Linked DNA regions of Homo sapiens: region 1 is linked to region 2. A link is a contact called in ENCODE Hi-C or POLR2A ChIA-PET data. All regions are on one chromosome and are shown on one strand. The core of a region is the stretch at or near the end of the contact, and the rest is flanking DNA. Distances in the headings are between cores, read along the strand shown. Region 1 has its middle 5.4 kb from the start of ATOH8. Region 2 holds the start of GGCX (gamma-glutamyl carboxylase).

Region 1 (5,214 bases), core at 585-3,084, 190 kb before region 2:
CCAACTTCCCCCCAAATAGAGGAGAAGGTCACCGAGATCCCATGGGGCAGGAGGAGGCGAAGGGATTGGATAGGAATGATCAGCCATGCAGGGTGGAGGTAGAGCAGGGCTCCAAGCCGGGCTACAGGCTTCCAGACAGGCTCTTTCTCCTCAACATGCTGCCTCTCCCGCTGGCCAAATGCCAGGGCCCCAGAGTTGGCAACAGGCAAGCCCAGAGGGATCTTCACCTTGTCACGTACCAGGTGTGTGACCTTGAGCAGCTCCCTGACTTCTCTGAGCCTCTGTTCACTATCTGGGCATCATCTCTTGAGTCTTGAGATGGAATGGTGTGTGTGGGAACAGGCGACAAATTGTAAAGAGGCCGATTGATGTGGAGTCCCTGCTATTGCCATTGTCAGCCTGCCAGGTTGCAGACCTTCCAGGTCCAGGCTGGCTGCCCACGCCCCACCAGCCTAGGGGTCAAACCTGTCTTCCAAGGGCTCTCACTTCTGCCTTCCTCAGCCTTGCTGAGAATTGGGGCAGAGACCAGCTGGGCAGCACCCCCTGGTGGTATCACACTATTGGGACTGCACACAACACTGCGGTCTCCCCATGAGGAACTTTTGCCCATTGTGGTGGCCCTGTAATGACAGTAATGTGGATTTCATGAATTCATAGACTTTCCAGGATAAAAAGTCTCCCAAGGCTCCATTTGGCCCTACTCACACCTTTGGATGGTACAATGCAGACGACACCCTATGCCCTTCATTAAAAACATCGCCCACTGAATTAACCATTTGAGGTGACCCTGGGATCGAGGGATGTTGTCACTGGAAGATTCCATACCCCTTTGGATGGCTGGTCTAGGGAAAAGGAATAAAGATAAAAAGGGAAGGCAAAGCAAGAGCTTAGGGGTCAGGCCACTGGGAACAGATATTAGAAAGTCAGGCAATCGTTAATTCTTTAATACTGCCATGCAAGGAGTGCATACAAACTCTATCTCACTAATCCTTATCATCACCCAGGGAAGTAAACCCACTCTACAGATAAGAAGACTAAGGCTCTTAGTGGGGAAAAAAATAATCTTGCCAACAGAAAGAACAGTCACTGGGTGCGGTGGCTCACGCCTGTAATCCCAACACTTTGGGAGGCCGAGGCTGGTGGTTCACAAGGTCAGGAGATCGAGACCATCCTGGCTAACACAATGAAACCCCGTCTCTGCTAAAAATACAAAAAAATTAGCCGGGCATGGTGGCGGGCGCCTGTAGTCCCAGCTACTCGGGAGGCTGAGGCAGGAGAATGGCGTGAACCCAGGAGGCGGAGCTTGCAGTGAGCCGAGATCACGCCACTGCACCCCAGCTTGGGCAACAGAGCGAGACTCCGTCTCAAAAAAAAAAAAAAAAAAAGAACAGTCATGGGATTTGAACCCAGGCCAACTGACCCCAAAACCCAAGCTCTGAACCACTGTGTCCGCTGCCTCCTGAGAGCTCAGTGACTAGCATCTGGGAGGTGATAACTGGGCCACCTATAGGGCTGGCCTGTGTAAGCCAGCTCTTCCTGCTGTGCTGCCAGCCTGGTGGGCTTCTTGCTGTCAACCTCTCAGCTGGAGCCACTGGCCTCCCTTGGTCCAGCACAGTGCACTTCTAGCTCCTTCTAGTCAGGGTCAGATGGCAAGGGCATATAGAGCCCAGATCTTGGTATCCAGGCACTGGAGCCCTCCCTCCTTGCAAGTGGAATCTGCCCAGCAGTTCCTTGGTGCACACACCACCCGAGTGCAGACAGGACAGCCCTGCAGGCCAGTGATTAGCTGCTTCTTGGCCGGATAGGATGGAACCTTGGATGCTTGCTACATGAAGCTCTGCATTCCTGAATCTGGAGTCCCTATTTATGGCTGTTCAGATTGTTCCAAAGTAGGTGTGGCACCCGTTAGAGAAAGGGAGGAAGAGTGGAAACTAGACTGCCATGAGGAAACTCTCCTAGTGGAAACAGACACAGCATGAATGGTGCCCCCCTGGGGTGGTACTCACAGCAGCTCCAGAAAGGGCCAACCAGGGGAATAAGAAGAATCCAGAGTTCCTCCCCGCCTCCCATTCACAGTGCTAGCACTGCCACCATTAACCAGCAGGACATTGGATCCAGAGGACAGTGATGAGGCATCCAGGCAGGAAGCTCTTTCAGACTCTCCTGCAATCTTCCTTCTACCTTCCTCTATTCAAGTGGCCATCCCAATTATGGAAAACCGAGTCTTTGGGGCTGGGCAGATGCCAGATAAGGGCACTCTCTCCCTGAGACCCGCTGTGTGCACCATCTCAGCACATGCTCTGTGTACCTTCTTAACACATGTGCAGAGGGCAGTGCCCAGGGGGTAGGGTTTAGTCCTGACTCTTGGTCAGAGTGGAAAGGGAGAGTGGGGAGGGAAAAAGGTCACGAGGGTTGTCAACAAAAAACAGGAGGAGGCTGGCATGACATATCTCCACACCATTGGCCAGGTGTCCTGTTAAAGCAGGACATATGTCATTTCTCTGCTTAAAACCTCCGCTTGAATTCTTTTGCTCGGATGTTCGTGGCTGCTATGAATTCCTTCCCTCCCTGCATGCATGGAGAGGTGGAGTCTGTCCCTCCATTGCTGGGAACCTGGGCTGGCCTGTGACTGCTCTGGCTAATGGAGCCCTGCAGAAGTGCTGCTGTGCTTTATGGAGACTGGCTGTTTAGGCTTCCGGCCAGTTGGAAGCCTTTAGTTGCTAAGTGAGAAACCCCGGTGGGTTCTGCTGAAGAGAGAGGCCACATAGAAAGCAACACAGTGCCAGACATATGAGTGAAGAAGGCTCTCAGCAGAACCTTATGGGTGCCTCCAGCCCCAGCCTCTAGCTGGCTGCAGCCCCATGGGGGAACCCACTAAAGAACCACCCGGCTGAACCCAGTCAACTAACAGAAACATGAGAAAGAATATTAAATGGTTGTGTTAAGCCACTACATTTTGGGGTGGTTTCTTATACAGAAATAGAGAACTGAAACATTCGAGTAGGAGCAAAAGTTGACATCTGGTCCCCCATTTCCTCTCTAACCTCATCCCCCGCCCTAGCCCATATACTCTGCTCTCACCACACAGGGCTCCCTGCCATTCCTTGAACCTACCCAGCAGGCTCCCACCTCAGGGCCTTTGCATTGGCTGTTTACTGTGCCTGAAATGCCCTTAGCTCGGGTAGCCTCAGGGTTCACTTCCTCACCCCTTTCTGGTGTTTCTATGTCCCCTTCTCAGTGAGGCTGTCCCTAATCACACTCTATGAAGTTTGTACCCTTCCCCTTCAGTATTATCTACCTCTTCCTTGCTTTATTTTCAATGGCATTTACCATCATCTGCCATACTATAGATATCACTGGTTGCTTGGTTTCTGTCTCCCATACACTAGAAGGTCAGTTCCATGAGGTCAGGGATTTTTGCCTGCCTTGTTTACTGCTATATCCCAGCCGCTAGAACAATCCCTAGTACACAGTAGACACTCAATAAGTACTTACTGAGTGAATGAAGGTCCACTCCTCTGTTTGGACCAAGACCTGCTCAGCTATTTAGTCAGCTGCTTTGACCAGAAAAAAACAGTGGATCCAGAGACAGAGTTGGTCATGTCAAAGGCACAGCTGCCCTGACTGCCAAGAACTTGTGGTTGTCTTGAATCCACAATCTTTTCTCTGGCATTGGGTTCCCCAACCTGATCAATTGAGTTGGGAGCAATGGATTCAAGTCAACAGTCATTCTTACACTGGACAGAACTCGAGCTGAGCCGGGCACTGTAATGGGGCTGGTTAGAAAGATAAGTTTGGTGACTGGGCACGGTGGCGCACTCCTGTAATCACAGCACTTTGAGAGGCTGAGGCAGGTAGATCCCTTGAGGCCAGGAGTCTGAGACCAGCCTGGCCAACATGGCGAAACCCTGTCTCTACCAAAAATACAAAAAGTTAGCCAGTTGTGGTGGCACACACTTATAATCCCAGCTACTTGGAAGTCTGAGGCAGGAGAATCGCTTGAACCTGGGAGGCGGAGGTTGCAGTGAGCCAAGATCACGTCATTGTCCTCCAGCCTGGGTGACAGAGCGAGACTCCATCTCAAAAAAAAAAAAAAAAAAAAGAAGAAAGATAAGTTTGGTGAGGTTTCTGCCATCAAGAGCTCACGTCCTGCAAAGAGACCATCCTCATCCCTTCCTTTATCCACCATAAGCCTTCGCTACCCTCTGTAGAGCACCTGCTAAGCCTGGGGTTATGCAGCAGTGAATAGAGCAAAACCTCTACCCTGTGGAGCTGACATTCTAGTAAGAGGAGACACAGTGCCCACCTCAAGGAACTCCGAGTCCAGTAGGAAAGATAATGCAAGTCTGAACCAGTACGAAGTGATAGACACTAAGGAAAAAGCTGTAGGAATTCAGAGTGTAGCCAAACAGCTCTGGGGGACTTCCTGGAAGAAGAGGCATTTAAACCAGGCTGGAAAGATGGTGGGATTTGGCCGGGCAGACCACCTCCCTGAGAAATGCCTATGGCTTGCTTCCTCTCCTCCTCCAAACCTTTGCCATTATGTCACTTGGTCACTGAGGCCTCCCCTTACCACCCGTTTCCAGCTGGAGCCACCAGCCATTTCACCTTATGACATGCTCTATGCTTTACTTGTGCAGTGTGCTTGTTCTGTGTCCCCACTTGAAGGAGACAGGAAGTGGCAGGTAGGAGCAGTGCTTGGGTGTGGGCAGAGCCCAGTGAGGTTCCCACTGGCAGGTGACATGACACTGTCCTGACCGTTGAGGGTCTGTTAGGGATGATTTCAGCCTCAAGGAGCCCTGCCTAAGGAAGAAACATGGTCGGCCCCAAGAGGATAAGTGCGCTGCCTTGGAGCAGCCAAGTCTCCAGGCTCTCGGCTTCCTCTGCCTGGCATCTGACTTGTCCCTGCCTTCTCTTGCTCCTCTTCCCTCCCCCTGACATCCTCCTGTCCCCCAGATTCTTCATTCTGAAGGCTCTGATGGATGCAGGAAGAAGGTTAGGGTCCCCTGCTGGTGCTCTGCTCCTCTCCTGTGCCCTGTGAGATTCTGTTTCTGCAAAACAATATTATTCATCATATTAACCTGTTTGTTAAAGTGAATTTTGATCACCTTTGTAGTTTTGCTTGTATTCATTTATTAATTTGTTTTGGGCTTATAGTTATATAAGAATTAAAAACATAAAGTACAAGAGCATAATTCTGATCTTAGGGTTCTG
Region 2 (5,418 bases), core at 2,345-4,844:
CAAAAAATAAAAAAAATTAGCCAGGCACAGTGGTGCACGCCTGTAGTCCAGCTACTTGGGAGGCTGAGGTTGAAGGATCACTTGAGCCCAGAAGGACAAGGCTGCAGTGAGTCAAGATTGTGACACTGCCCCTCCAGCCTAGGCGACAGAGGGAGACTCTGTCTCAAAAAAAAGAAAAGAAAAAAAAAAAAAGAAGAAGAAGAAAGTACCGAGAGTTCCCATATCCCCCTTCAGGCTCCCCATTTTTCCTATTATTAACTTTTTGCATTAGTGTGGTACATTTGTTACAACTGATGAGCCAGTATTGGTATATTATTAACATAGCCCAGCCGGGCGCGGTGGCTCATGCCTGTAATCTCAGCACTTTGGGAGGCCGAGGCGGGTGGATCGCCTGAGGTCAGGAGTTCAAGACCAGCCTGGTCAACATAGTGAAAACCCATCTCTACTAAAAATACAAAAAATTAGCTGGGCGTGGAAGCGGGTGCCTGTAATCCCAGCTACTCAGGAGGCTGAGGCAGGAGAATCGCTTGAAACTGGGAGGCAGAGGTTGCAGTGAGCCGAGATCGCATCATTGCACTCCAGCCTGGGCAACAAGGGGGAAACTCCGTCTCAAAAAACAAACAAACAAAAAAACATAGTCCATATTGATACATTATAATTAACTAAGTCCATAAGTTACATTAGGCTTTACTCTTTTCCACACACAAGTATGACATGTATCCACCATGACACTATTACATCATACAAAATAGTTTCACTTCTGTAAAACTCCCCTGTGCTCCACCTACCATCCCTTCCTCCCCCCAACTCCACTTCCCTGGCAGTCACTGATCTTTTTATTATCTCCATAGTTTAGCCTTTTCAGAATATCATACAGTTGGGGCCAAACGCACTGCCTCATGCCTGTAATCCCAGCACTTTGGAAGGCTGAGCAGGAGGATTGCTTGAGACCAGAAGTTTAAGACCATCTTGGGCAACATAGCAAGACCTTGACTCAAAAAAATACATATATATATGTCATATGGATGGAATCATAGTTTGTAGTCTTTCCACATTGATTTCTTTCGCTTAGCAATATGAATTTAAGGTTCCTCCATGTTTTCTAATGGCTTGATAGCTTTTTTTTTTTTTCCTTGAGATGGATCCCATTATGTTGCCCCGGCTAGTCTTAAACTCCTGAACTAAAGTGATTGTCTTGCTTCAGCCTCCAGAAAAGCTGGGAATAGCTGAGACTACAGAAACATGCCATTTTTTTTCCTTTGTAGTAGAAGTTAGAAAGCTTTTTTTTTTTTTTGAGATGGAGTCTTGCTCTTTCACCCTGGCTGGAGTACAGTGGCGCAATCTGGGATCACTGCAACCTCTGCCTCCCGGGTTCAACCGATTCTCCTGCCTCAGCCTCCCCAGTAGGTGGGATTACAGGCACGTGCCACCACACCCGGCTAATTTTTGTATTTTTAGTAAAGACGGGGTTTCACCGTATTGGTCAAGCTGGTCTCGAACTCCTGACTTTGTGATCCACCTGCCTCAGCCTCCCAAAGTGCTGGGATTACAGGTGTGAGCCACCGTGCCCGGCCTTTTTTTTTTTTTTTTTTTTTTGAGACAGAGTCTTACTCTGTCACCCAGGCTGGAGTGCAGTGGTTCGATCTTGGATCACTGCAACCTCCACCTCCCGGGTACAAGTGATTCTCCTGTCTCAGCCTTCTGAGTAGCTGGGATTATAGACGCCTGCCACCACACCCGGCTCATTTTTTTTGTATTTTTAGTAGAGACGGGGTTTTACCATGTTGGCGAGGCTGATTTCAAATTGCTGACCTTAAGTGATCCAACCGCCTCGGCCTCCCAAAGTGCTGGAATTACAGGCGTGAGCCACCGCGCCTGGCCTCAAAAAAAAAAATTTTTTTTTTCAGGACGGCGTCTTGCTCTGTCGCCCAGGCTGGAGGGCAGTGGTGCGATCTCGGCTCACTGCAAGCTCTACCTCCTGGGTTCACGCCATTCTCCTGCCTCAGCCTCTCGAGTAGCTGGGACTGCAGGCGCCTGCCACCACGCCCGGATAATTTTTTGTATTTTTAGTAGAGACGGGGTTTCACCGTGTTAGCCAGGATGGTCTCGATCTCCTGACCTCGTGATCCACTCGCCTCGTCCTCCCAAAGTGCTGGGATTACAGGCGTGAGCCACCGCGCCCGGCCAAAAAAATTTCTAATACGGCAAATATTGAAAGATATAATCCACATAAACAAAGCTTTTAGGGTCTTCTATAATTTCTAACACTGTAAATGGTTCCCAAGACCCAACTGTTTGAGAACCGCTTCTCTGGGATGCCTTCTTCTTTTCCTGCTGGCTAATCCCAGTGGAGAGATTTAGGTATTTAATTCTGCTCCAGACTCACCTCTGAGAACCTTCCCTGATGGGCCACACTCTACTCACTGCCCTTGCTCTGTATCCCCTCTTCAGTTATGTTGTTCCTGTTTCCCTGGCTGCTTTTAATTTTCTTTCTTTCTTTTCTTCCCGCCTTTTCTTTTCTTTCTCTTTCTTTTTCGTTTTTTGTTTTTTGAGACGGAGTCTCACTCTGTCGCCCAGGCTGGAGTGCAGTAGCGCGATCTTGGCTCACTGCAACCTCCGCCTCCTAGGTTCAAGCGATTCTCCTGCCTCAGCCTCCCGAGTAGCTGGGATTACAGGCGCACGCCACCATGCCCGGATTATTTTTGTATTTTTAGTACAGACGGGGTTTCACCATGTTGGCCAGGCTGGTCTTTAACTCCTGACTTCAAGTGATCCGCCCGCCTTGGCCTCTCAAAGTGCTGGGATTACAGGCTTGCTGCCGCACCCGGCTTGTTTTTTTTTTTTTTTTTTTTTGAGACGGGGTCTCACTGTGTCCCCCAGGCTGGAGTGCAGTGGTGCGATCACAGCTCCCTGCAGCCTCGAACTACTGGGCTCAAGCGAACCTCCCACCTCAGCCTCCCGAGTAGCTGAAACCACAGGAGCGCGCCACGACACACAGCTAACTTTTTTTTTAGTGTTTTTTCTTTTTTTGTTGTTGCCTTTTTTTTTTTTCTTTATCGATCCTCCCGCATTGGCCTTCCAAACTGTTGGGATTACAAGCGAGAGCAGTGCCCGGCCCCTACTGCTTTGAAACCTCGGTTCTTTGCAGGTCCTGGAAAAGAAAGTGAAGGGGTCGTGCAATGGCTCAAAACCCAGGCAACATTTCCAGGCGCGTCCTCAACTCGGCGTCACTCTGACAAAAAGTTTGCCCTTTGCGCCCGATCCCTCACACCAGAGAGCACCGCAGGGACGCAGGGACGGAGAGGACTAATGGGGTCGGGGAGGACCCAAGGAAGTTGGGGAACTCAGACTCTTTTCAGTGTTTAAAAAGCAGAGGCCCCCTCGGAAGGCATAACAGGCGAGTCTAACAATGCCCCTGGAGATCAACGGCACTAAGGGGTACCTTTGCCCCGCTCCAAGGCTCCTTGTTCCGCCCCCTGCCGCCAAGCAAGGAATCCGGCGCCGCCGGTCGTGGGTAGTATTTACGACAGTGCTGGCGCTTTGCGGCCGGCCGCACAGCCGCTGACGCGTCGGGAGGCGGAGCCTAGGGAAGCAAATTCTCCTGGCGGCCTCCGTTCAGACGCGGCAGCTGTGACCCACCTGCCTCCTCCGCAGAGCAATGGCGGTGTCTGCCGGGTCCGCGCGGACCTCGCCCAGCTCAGGTAGGCTTAGGACCCCGCCCTCCGGCGGAGAGTTCCTAGGAGCGCTGGTCTCAGAGGGGCGGGGGCGGGAGGACGCCCAGTGTCTCCCGGTGAGGCGGGGGGGGGGTCCTCTGTGGGGAAGGGGGCGTGCTGTGAGACATTTGCAGCCTGCGGCTTCTGAATGATGATGACATTCGGGAACACTGCGGTTAGGGGACTGTAGTCTGAGGGGTTCTGGGACATTAGGGGATCGTGGAGAGGGGGCTGCACTGCAGGGATGTTTCCTATAGTCAGATCATTGAGGCAACCTCATTGAGCCGACCCGGGTGGGCGGAAGCTCTGAGCTGTTGGTGCAGTGATTTCTTTGATTTGAGGTGGAGCCCACCCCCGCACACATATTTTCTCCATTTATTGATTGCAGATAAAGTACAGAAAGACAAGGCTGAACTGATCTCAGGGCCCAGGCAGGACAGCCGAATAGGGAAACTCTTGGGTTTTGAGTGGACAGATTTGTCCAGTTGGCGGAGGCTGGTGACCCTGCTGAATCGACCAACGGACCCTGCAAGCTTAGCTGTCTTTCGTTTTCTTTTTGGTGAGTCCAGTTTATGGGTGGGAGCAATTTGGTTGAGAGTGGAGAATGACAATCTCTATTTTTTGGTTGCAAGTAGACTTAGCTCCCTTTTCCTCAGAGCTGAAGACATTGGTATAAAAGAAGAGGTCTTTGCGAAGTTTAGGATTAAACCTGCTTTGTCTCCTACAGTTAGGATTTACTTGGTGGCCAGAAATGCTTTTTTTTTTTTCCTTAGACGGACTTTCGCTCTTGTTGCCCAAGCTGGAGTGCAATGGCGCTATCTCGGCTCACTGTAACCTCCGCCACCCGGGTTAAAGCGATTCTCCTCCCTCAGTCTCCCGAGTAGCTGGGATTACAGGCGCCCACCACCACACCCGGCTAATTTTTTATTTTTTTTGTATGTGTGTTTTTAGTAGAGACGGGGTTTCACCATGTTGGCCAGGCTGGTCTCAAACTCCTGACCTCAGGTGATCCGCCTGCCTCGGCCTCCCAAAGTGCTGGGATTACAGGTGTGAGCCACCGTACCCAGCTAGAAATGCTATATGATATGTAGAGGCGAGGCAGCAGTGACCCATTTTGCTTGTGGCATGAAGTTGCCCAGAAGACTCAGAGAAACAGAGCAGGGGGCCACAGGGACCATACCTTTTGGCTGTGACTCCCTAATCAAGAGCTTCTTAACTGAGGCCGCAGCATGGTGTGCTTGGAATGGTTTACAGATGTGCAGAGATATTAGTCCCCTTAGCCCAGTAGTTCTCAACTGGAGGGAGTTTTGCTCCCTGGGAGACATTTGGCAATGTTTAGAGACATTTTTAGTTGTCACAACTTGGGGGAGGAAGAATAGGTGGCTGCTGGCATCTCTATAGAGGTCAGGGAGTGCTCCTAAATGTCCTGTAGTGCATTGGATAATCCCCTCAATAAATAATTAACCAGCCCAAAATGTGACTAGTCCTGAAGTTGAGAAACCCTGCTTTATCTCAAGCTGGCTTCCTGATCTGAGTAGCCTCTTCTGTTTATTCCCAGGGTGTTGACGAAATGCAACTGTTTTTGGAGTGTGCCAGGAAGCAGAAAAGGTTGAGAAGCACTCCCAGAGCACTTTCTTTCTTTCTTTCTTTCTTTTTTTGAGACGGAGTTTCGATCTTGTTGCCCAGGCTGGAGTGCAATGGTGTG

What was found. Hi-C counts contacts between places; a loop is a spot of excess contacts on that map. ChIA-PET counts read pairs that join two places held with the same protein, here RNA polymerase II (POLR2A). Pooled maps may share reads with other maps.
Region 1: a pooled map shows a loop between it and region 2 (2.3-fold over the local background). The contact joins the enhancer-like site here to the promoter of GGCX in region 2. A Hi-C loop is called at or near these places in 1 of 50 pooled maps. POLR2A ChIA-PET finds 5 or more read pairs at or near these places in 3 of 52 experiments (Caco-2, GM12878 and WTC11).

Annotation. Positions count from the first base shown.
Region 1 is chr2:85,746,016-85,751,229 of GRCh38, reverse strand. No RefSeq gene overlaps it. Among named protein-coding and RNA genes, the nearest start is that of ATOH8, 5.4 kb to the left of the region's middle. RefSeq lists a silencer at 350-570. Within about 2 kb of position 1,834, at least 9 of the 41 ENCODE cell types and tissues checked have a DNase peak (open chromatin) inside an H3K27ac peak, as active enhancers do.
Region 2 is chr2:85,559,669-85,565,086 of GRCh38, reverse strand. GGCX (gamma-glutamyl carboxylase) reads left to right here and starts at 3,594. Exons shown (of 15, transcript NM_000821.7): 1 at 3,594-3,701; 2 at 4,102-4,272. The coding sequence starts at 3,659. RefSeq lists an enhancer at 3,391-3,620.